2 separate regions of the Homo sapiens genome follow, and region 1 is linked to region 2. A link is a loop called in an ENCODE intact Hi-C map of the cell type or tissue named here. Cell type or tissue: CD4-positive, alpha-beta T cell. All regions are shown on one strand.

Region 1 (5,000 bases), 60 kb after region 2:
AAGAAAAAAGAAAATGAGACCAGGAGTTTGAGACTAGCCTAGGCAACATACTGAGACCCCGACTCTACTTTAAAAAAAAAAAAAACTAAAAAAAAACATCAGCCAGGTGTGCTGACAGGGGCCCGTAGTCCCAGCTACTAGTGAGGCTAAGCCTGGGAGATGGAGGTTGCTGCAAGGCTACTGGGGAGCTTGAGCCCGGGAGATAGAGGTTGCAGTGAGCTATGATTGCCACTGCACTCCAGCCTGGGCCACAGAGTGAGACCCTGTCTTAAAATATATAAAAATATAAATTAAAAAAATTTTTAAAGATGGTATTTAACCAGAGTCAGGAGTTTTCGTAACATATTAACATCCAATACAAGGAACACTAGGTTAGAAAATGCTCATTCAGCTATTTCCCTTGTACAGTGGGTCTAACTTGTGCTTCCTTCACTTACACAACAGTTTTTGAACATCTATACTGTGCAAGGCTTTTTGCTCAAGGAATCTTTGGAGGATACAATTTTAAAGCAATTTCATAAGATATCTATAAGGCTCCGTGAGATCACATAGCAAGAGTGGGAGAGAAAAATTTCAAGTGGTGACATCTAGAAGTCAACAGGAGGAGGTGAGGAGGTGGTCAATCCCACCTATGTATTTATTCTGGACGCTCTCCTACCCCAACTCCTTAGGGTGCTACACAATCTCTTTGTATTCACAAATAACCCCTGGTCAAGAGGTTTGGAGGGAGCGGCGACACCACCAGCCAGCAAACTTCTACTAATTCTGGAGGCAACTTCCTGTCAGCTGGTCCCTAAAGGCTGGTTGCTTCCTGCCAGGAGGCCACTTAGCACAGATTCATCTTTCTTCAGGAGGCAGACAGTTGCTTTTTTTTCTTTTCTTTTCTTTTCTTTTTTTTTTTTTTTTTTTTTTTTGAGCCAGGAGTCTCACTCTGATTGCCCAGGCTGGAGTGCAGTGGTGCTGATCATGGCTCACTGCAGCCTCAACCTCCCAGGCTCAGGTGATCCCCCCAGCTCAGCCTCCCGAGTAACTGGGACTACATGTGCACACCATCACGCCTGGCTAATTTCTCTATTTTTAGTAGAGCTGGAGTTTCACCATGTTGCCCAGACTGGTCTCAAACTCCTGGACTCAAGCAATTGACTCACCTCAGTCTCCCAAAGTCCTGGGATTATGGGCGTGAGCCACCGCACCTGGCCACTTGCTGATTCTCACTGTGGCACTGATTTTAGAGGGAAAGGCAGAGGGGAAGACAATTCATCTTCCCTTCAACCCCAGGTACACACAGTCCCCTGCCCCACACAAATACAAACATGAAGAATAAAAGAGGTACAGGCCTTGACAAGGTTACACTGACATTATTTCCACCCAACAGTATCTCCCACAAAGCGTTAAGGAGGGAAAATAAGAAACTCTTATTAAAATTAGTCTATCTTATTGGAAGGCCCAGTAAGGTAGGTAAATGGCATAAATTCTCAGGAGTTGGTCAATCTATGATAGTTGTAGTTGGAATGAGCTGTCTGTCTAGACCCATGGTCTTCAAGCTTTTCAGCTGACAGCCCACTTCAGAGTGACAAACTACCAGGTCTATGTCTTCCTAACAACTATTTCTCTGTCTACATGTGTTCCACCACAAACCCTAGAGAGAAATAACTGTGAAAAAAATTCTGTAAAGTGAGATATAACATCCAGATTAAAATGTAAATACAAGAGCACTGAAAATGTATGCACATGTAACAAACCTGCACATATACCCCAAATCTAAAATAATTTAAGAAAGGAAATGGACCCACAAAAACTTGTATAAAAATGTTCACAGCAGATTTATAAACAGCCAAAAAAATTAATCAACTGATGAATAGATAAACAAAATGCAGTATATCCCTACTATGGAATATTATTTAGCCATGAAAAGGAATTAATACTGATACCAGCTACAATATGGGAGAACCCCAAAAACGTTATGCTAAGGGAAAGAAACTAGATACCAAAGACCACATATTATATGAATCCATTTATATGAAATACCCAGAAAGGCTGGGTGCCGTGGCTCACACCTGTAATCCCAGCACTTTCAGAGGCCGAGGTGGGCGGATCACCTCAGGTTGGGAGTTAGGTACTAGCCTGACCATGGAGAAATCCCGTCTCTACTACAAATACAAAATTACCCGGGCGTGGTGGCACATGCCTGTAATCCCAGCTACTCAGGAGGCTGAGGCAGGAGAATCCCTTGAACCTGGGAGGTGGAGGTTGTGGTGAGCCGAGATCACGCCATTGCACTCCAGCCTGGGCAACAAGAGCGAAACTTCATCTCAAAAAAAGAAAAGAGAAAAAAAAAAAAAAAAAAAAAGAAATACCCAGAAAGGGCAAATGCATAGGGACAGGAAGTAAATCAGCAGTTGCCAGGGGCTGGGAGGAGTGGGAAATGGTGTATGACCTAATGTGCAGAGTTTGTTTTGGGGGTGATGAAAATGTCCTAGAATTAGATAGTAGTGATTACTACACAACTGTGAATATACCAAAAACCACTGCATTGCACACCTTCAAAGACGAATTTTACGACTGAAATTATATCTCAACTTTTTTTAAATGGTAAATTTGGTGGTATATTAATTGTATCTCAATAAACTGTCATTTTTAAAAAGGGCAGGCAGGCCAAGGCATGACTCCAGATGTAAAGAAACTAAAGACACAAGTAAATGTAGAACACGATCCTCAATTGGACCCTGTATGCAAGACCAAATATTTGTGTCCCCACTAAATTCTTAAATTAAAACCCTAAGTCCATTGTGATAGTATCTGAAACTGGGGCCTTTAGAGGGTAATTAGGTCATGAGGTGGAGCCCTCATGAATGGGATTCATGCTATATAAAAAGGACCCCCAGAGAGCTCTCTTTCTTGGGTATACGATGAGAAATTGGTACTCTGCAACCCAGAAGAGGGCCCTCACCAGAACCAGATCATGCTGGCACTCTGATCTCAGACTTTTAGCCTTCAGAACTATAAGAAGTCAATTTGTTATTTATAAGCTACCCAGTCTAAGGTTGTTATAGCAACCCAAGCAAACTAAGACTGTACTAGACAGTACAATGCTATGAAGAATGTCGTTGTGTCAACTTACAGGACTGAAATACACGTGTGGGCTAGTTAGAAGTATTAAATCAATGTCAGGTTTACTGGGGTTGACAACTGTACTGTGGGTAGGAAACTGTCCTTGTTCTTCGGAGACCTGCTGATGTGCTTGAGGATAGTGGGCCATGTGTACAACTTATGGTTCAGAAAAATGTATCATATATAAATATGAAGAGAGAGCAAGTAATAAAGCAAAGGGGGCAAACTGGTAATAGTAGATGCTGTTCTTTTATTTTTTTCTGTAAATTTAAAATTATTTTCAAACAAAAAGATAAAAAAGTAAATAGAATACACATAATCTGAGATCTAGAAATTCTACTTCCAATAATTTGTCTTATATAAATACCTGCCCAAGTATATTATGTGAAATACTTTTCCCTGTAACATGTTTATAACTGTAAAAAGAAACAACTTCAAAGTTAATGAGTGATAAATTGGCTAAATATATTATTATATCAATGTAGTATACCATATGGACATGTAAAAAGAAAGATGTCTATCTGATATAGAATGACTTCCAGAAATATATTCTTTTGTGAAGAGAAAAAAAGAATTGGTTTATCCCTAGAAACAAAACCAATAAAAAACTCAAGAAGCCTAGGAATGTTTGGATTTGGTTAAGAAAGAAGCTAAGCCTGTTCTATTTATTTATGAGGCCAGTTATTTGTATTTGTAATACAAATAATTTTCTCCCTTACAGCATTGATAATACAAGCTTTACTAATGAAAAAGGAAACTAATACAATCTTGTATGCCACTTACTCCTGTGGTTAACTCAAAGCATTTAAAAATAAATTTCGTAAAAACTCAAGTATAACATATATGCCAATAAGCATACACAAATCATGAATGTACAGCTCAAAGAATTTTTATAAGGTTAACACACTCATGTAATCACCATCCTGATCAAGAAATAGAAACCCACCTGTACTCCAGAAGTTGGCTTCATATGTCTTCCTACTACTAATCTCTCTCCCCAAAGGTAACCACGAACCTGACTTCTTATACCATGGCTGAGTTTTGCCTGTTTTTGAGCTCTTTTGTGTCTGAACTGTTTTGTACAAAATTATGTTCATATCTATGTTGTTGTAAGTAGCAAGAGTTTTTTCATGTTCACTTCTACCTAGTATCTCATTGAATATACAACAATGTATTTATCTATTCTTCCACTGATGGACATGTGGGTTGTTTCCAGCTTGGAGTTATTATGAATTGTGCTGCTATGAACATTCTTGTACATGTCTTTTGGTGAGCATAAGTACACATTTCTGTTGGGTATACACCTAGGAGTGGGTTTGCTAGGTTAAACGCATAAGTATGTAACACTTTAGTATAATAGATACAACCAGTTTTCCACAGTTATTCCAATTTACAATTCCAGAATCCATACATGAGGGTTCTAGTTGCTCTACACCCATGCTGATACTGGTATTTTCAAGTTTTTGTTTGTTTCTCAATTTTAGCTACTCTGATCAGTGTGTAGTGGTAATTCACTGTGGTTTCATTCAGCATTTTTTGATGACGAATATGGCTGAACACTGCTAGAAGCTTTAGTTTTTTTTAACCTTTCGCATTGAGATCTACAATTAGCCTATAATTTATTTTTGTAAGTGATGGCAAGCAAGGACCAAAATTAGTTTTCTTTTTCTTTTCATACAGATAGGCAATTGACGTAGGATCATTTATCGAAAGATCTTTCTTTCCACATTGCTGTAAAGTGCCATTTTAATCATAAATTAGTATCTACATATATGGGTCTGATTCAGGGCTCTATTCTGTTCCATTATCCATTCATTTATTCCACACTGTATATTCAATAGTGTGAATCCTACAACTTTGTTCTTCCTTAATATTACCTTGACTATTCT
Region 2 (5,000 bases):
ACTATTTTGTTCAGCAGTGAAATCTTGTTTCCATTTACTTACTCAGTGTCTTCCACCTGAAAACCTCTACGCAAATCTCATCTGTGTATATCATATTTATCCTCGCAATATTCTTTTGAGGAGGCAGGGGAAGATAATTCCCTCACCACTGACATGCAGGACAACTGGGGTCCAAAACTGTTTGTTAATAAGCAATTCGTTAATAAGCAAGCTACTACTAACTCAGGTTTCCTGACTTATGTTAGTATTTTCCCCTAAGATATGGGTAATATTTAATATATTCCTGTTATCTGACACTTCAAATTTTTCCCTGATTACCTAAGAAATATAATTACATTTTTTAAAATCATTATTACTATTTTGAGATAGAGTCTTGCTCTGTCGCCCAGGCTGGAGTGCACGATGTCGGCTCATTGCAATCTCCGCCTCCCGGATTCAAGTGATTCTCCTGCCTTAGCCTCCAGAGTAGCTGGGATTACAGGTGTGCAGCACCACGCCTGGCTAATTTTTCTATTTTTAGTGGAGTTGCGGTTTCACCATGTTGGGCAGGCTGGTCTCTAACTCCTGGCCTCAAGTGATCCGTCCACCTCAGCCTCCCAAAGTGCTGGGATTACAGGAGTGAGCCACTGCCCCTGGCCTCCCTATTTTAAGCAACTTTTCTGTATGTCATAAAATGGCTCAACTTTATTTACTGAGTTTTAGAAGAAAACCTTGTATAGGCTATGAATCAGGTTTAGCAGGTCACTTTAATGAGATCCAAGAGAACTTTTATCCCTTCCTTGATACCAGGAGTTATTGTCTTATGGCATTATCTCAATTCCCCACAACATGATGGAAGGACTCACGGACACTTTGTTAGAACCAAAGAACCAAGGAAATCCAAGCAGTGCTGCCATCTCTCACTGCTGAGGGGCTTAACAATATGTACATGTGGCAGGGGACGAGGTTATTCCACACAGCCTGGAAGCTACTAACATTCTGGCCAGTTCCATGACTGCCTCAATTCTAAATAATTACATGTGTGCTCAGTCATGAAGCTGAATTCTCCCCTTTTCATTCTTGGTAGATACTACCAAAAGTCTACTGAACCTTGTGTTAAAATTCTTGCGATTAACAGATGCGCAAAGAATCTTACTTTGGCAGCTGAATAATACAAAGCTATTCAATCTCACTGCCTATGCTATAAATATAAGTTTCTAGTGTAATGATTATTATATATAACATAATTATTCATCATATATAAAGCAACATACAGGTTTTGGGTAGCATATGAATAATTAAGCAGCAAGCAGCTTCCCTTCTAGATCAGGAAACCAAACACAATAAAACACTAACAAATGAATACCAAGCAACACTCAAACAAAGAATTGCATGCTATACAAGTAAGAACATATAAACTCGTGTACACAGTCTCATGCCTTCCTGTGCCTCCAGCATCCCCTTCCTTCTCAGCTATCATTTACCCCACGTTACTCTCAGTGTTTCCTTCCCTTTCTGCCCTACTGCTAAGAAGCTCAAAGCTAAGGTTTCTACTCAATTTCAATAAGAAGTAGCAATTCAGACTTTTTGTCAGTTACTGTACATTTCCTAGCCCCTATTACTTGATTATTGCTCCTTTATACCATTATAATGTGTATGTGTGAGAATATGTGTATCTTTTGGTTCTAACCTATTATTGAAAACTGCTTCAAATCCTTACTGGAAGGAGTCTGGGTTTTTGTTTTTTAATGTTGACAATACTCTCTCATTAATTTTAATAATTATCTATCTCAAAACCTAGATTATAAGGACCTAGAAGGATCTTGCTTGCTTCTAACAATCCCCCAAAAGACTTAACGCTAGGCACATGGTAGGCATCCAGCTGATACTGGCTGATACATATTTTCAAAAGAGATTTTAATAAAAAAAGAAGAAGGCTGGAAGGAAATAAAACAATGACAGTAACATGCGTTACGATGTTGAGGTTATAGGTTTCCTTTTCTCTGTTTTTCAAATTTTCTGCAATGTGCTTACAACTGTTTTTATAACCACAACTCTTTTGATGACGTCTTTTAAAAATGAAAAAAACAAGTGACTATACTGGAGTTGAGGTTCACCAGCATGCATCTTGGGAGACATGAGCCCTAAACTGTGTCTTCAAGCAAAGGAATTAATTTAACACACACAACTGGCAGAGAGGAGAAGGGAAATGTGTGCGAGAAAGCCCTGCAGTGGGACTGAGCAAAGTGCTCATTCGAAAACAGCCTGCCTTGGAGAAGAAACCAGAGAGAAGGTTTGAGAAGGTTTCAAAGGTGGGAAGCAGGTGTTTGAGGGTGGTGGGAATGTTAGGCTAAGGGCTACATTTGTTTTTTCAGACAGGGTCTCACTCTGTTCATCCAGGCTGGAGTGCCATAGTGCAAACATAGCTCACTGTAACTGTGAGCTCCTAGGCTCAAGCGATCCTCCTGCCTCAGCCTCCCAGCTAGGACTACAGGTGCACACCACCATGCCTGGCTAATTTTTGAAAATTTTTTGTAGAGACAGGATCTTGCTATGTTGACTAGGCTGGTGTCAAACTCCTGGCCTCAAGCAATCCTCCCGCCTCCGCTTCCCAAAGTGCTGTGATTGATTACACACGCTGCACCTGGCCAAGGCTACCTTTTTAACGCAGAAAACTAAGAAGCCTCTTCAGGTTTCTGAATAAAGAACGAGAAGGCAATGATGATGAAAACTGGAAACAAGCAGGTGGCCATTACCGCAATTAAGGCTAAAATCTAGGTTAAGAAAGGGGAGAGAGAACTGCAAATGAAAAGGGCAAAGATGCAGTGAGGATGAGAAGTTACAAAAGCTAAAAAGAAGGAAGTAATACTAAGAGGTGTTACAGAGTCCAGCTCAAAGGACAGAAAAAAGGAGGAACTTCAGATAACAATTTTTAAAATACTTATTAACAGCCAATTATGAGTCAGGTACTTTACAAGGTGTTCAATGGACATTATCTATTTTACTTATTTTTATTTTATCTTTTTGGTTTACTTTTTTTCTTTTTTTTTCATTTTACATTATCTATTTTAATCCTCACAATATCCCTGTAAGGTAGGTATATTACCTTCAGTTTCCAGATCAAGAAACTGAAGTGCACAGAAGTTTGAAGTAACTTACTCAAACCACTTCACTAATAACCAGGGTAGGCAGGACTCAAATACAGACAGTTTGCCTCCAAAATACATGGTCCTAATCACCTCCCTATGTTGTGTCCATGCAGTCACGAGTTTGGCATGAGGAGAGCTGGAGGAAGAGCCCAGGAGACAGTGAAGAGGAAGCAAGAGGCTGTATATGTAGCCAGCTGGGTTTGGGGGCACCTCATGAGTATCCCATAGCACAAACGGGCAAACTCTGTTACTGGCACATTAACTAAAAGACAAAACTCCACATAAACCTGAGTCCTTCCAACCAACCCGGAGACTTACCCAAATCTAATCTAAATAACAACAACAAAAAAGAAAAAATCACTATGAGCCTGTAAGTCATTAAGGGGGTACATCTTCAAATGACATGCTATCACTAACCATGGCTTAAAACCCCACAGATCCCTAAAACTTAAAGTATAATAATAAATAAAAATAAAAAAATTTAAAAATTAAAAAAAAATTTTACATTTATCTTTAAGAATTTGTGTTTGAGAATAATTAGCTCTTGCCATTCTACTACTCTGTATGTATGTGGGTTATCATTCTTGTGTCTTTCTTCTGCTTGAGTAAATAAAAAGCAAGAACAACAACAAAAAACCCCACAGAGGAGAAGACTTAGCAATTGTAGTGAATATGGGCTGAATTCAAAAAGTGGCCTGGAGATTTTGCCTTGAATTACTTGGGTGGGATAAGGATGATGGCTCTAATAGAACCAAGCAAATGAAATACTGATAAGTATTTGCAGATATTACAAATAAATTATAATATGTATTTTGTGTGTATGTGTTTAACCAAGTTGCAAAGTAGTTAAAGTTCTTTTGTATGAATGAAAGTGGCAGGATGACCCCAATATCTTCCATGAAAGGAAAAAATAAGTTGGGAGCAAAGTTATTCATATTCTCTATTCTCTTCTCTTTTCTACTAAACTTTGTCTCCTAAAGCCCACACATTGTCATGACTTAAGAAAATCATGTTCTCTTCTAGGTAGATTTTGATATCTGATTTTTAGCTGAAATTAGAGCCAATGTCTCTGGAAGTGACGTGCAATGGGAACATTAACCGTAATTTATTTTTTTTATTTTTATTTTTTTTGAGACAAAGTCTCACTCTGTTGCCAAGGCTGGAGTGCAATGGCGTGGTCTCGGCTCACTGCAACCTCCACATCCCAGGTTCAAGAGATTCTCCTGCCTCAGCCTCCCAAGTAGCTGGGATTACAGGTGCCCGCCACCATGCCCGACTAATTTTTATATTTTTAGTAGAGACGTGTTGGCCAGGCTATCGCAAACTCCAGCAACCTCAGGTGATCCCCCCATCTCGGCCTCCCAAAGTGCTGGGATTACAGGCGTAAGCCACCATGCCCAGCCAATTGTTATTTTTTAAAGAGACAAAAACAATGATTTGCTGAATGTTTTTTAGAAGTACAATGGGAGGGTGTGTGTTAACTTGTGGGGGTTTGTTTGTGATTTTTTTTTTTTTTTTTGAGATAGAGTTTCACTCTGTTACCCAGGCTGGAGTGCAGTGGCGCGATCTTGGCTCACTGCAACCTCCGCCTCCTGGATTCAAGCAATTCTCCTGCCTCAGCTTCCCAAGTAGCTGGGACTACAGGCATGTGCCACTACGCCCAGCTAATTTTTGTATTTTTAGTAGAGGTGGGGTTTCACTATATGTTGGCCAGGCTGGTCTCGAACTCCTGACCTCAGGTGATCTGCCAGCCTCGGCCTCCCAAAGTGCTGGGATTACAGGCGTGAGCTACCTGGCCATTTGTTTGTGATTACTTTAATATGAACTAAGTCATTTATCTTCAGATGTTTCACAGAATGAATCCTAATTGAA

What was found. Hi-C counts contacts between places; a loop is a spot of excess contacts. Peaks named below come from ENCODE experiments on the same cell type or tissue, not always from the same donor. Only the 100,000 strongest peaks of a DNase experiment are listed, where the experiment ranks them.
Region 1: a loop joins it to region 2, with 2.5 times the contacts of the local background. A loop is called at or near these places in 2 of 110 quality-filtered maps.

What each region holds. Positions count from the first base shown.
Region 1 is chr12:12,540,060-12,545,059 of GRCh38, forward strand. The region is part of intron 1 of DUSP16 (dual specificity phosphatase 16); the gene reads right to left. Among named protein-coding and RNA genes, the nearest start is that of DUSP16, 20 kb to the right of the region's middle. RefSeq lists a silencer at 922-971. In CD4-positive, alpha-beta T cell, no CTCF peak of the experiment used is centred here; no DNase peak of the experiment used is centred here.
Region 2 is chr12:12,480,381-12,485,380 of GRCh38, forward strand. All of the region lies in intron 5 of DUSP16 (dual specificity phosphatase 16), which reads right to left. Among named protein-coding and RNA genes, the nearest start is that of DUSP16, 80 kb to the right of the region's middle. In CD4-positive, alpha-beta T cell, no CTCF peak of the experiment used is centred here; DNase peaks (open chromatin) are centred at 1,451 and 2,061; H3K4me3 peaks cover 1,697 bases; H3K27ac peaks cover 3,198 bases.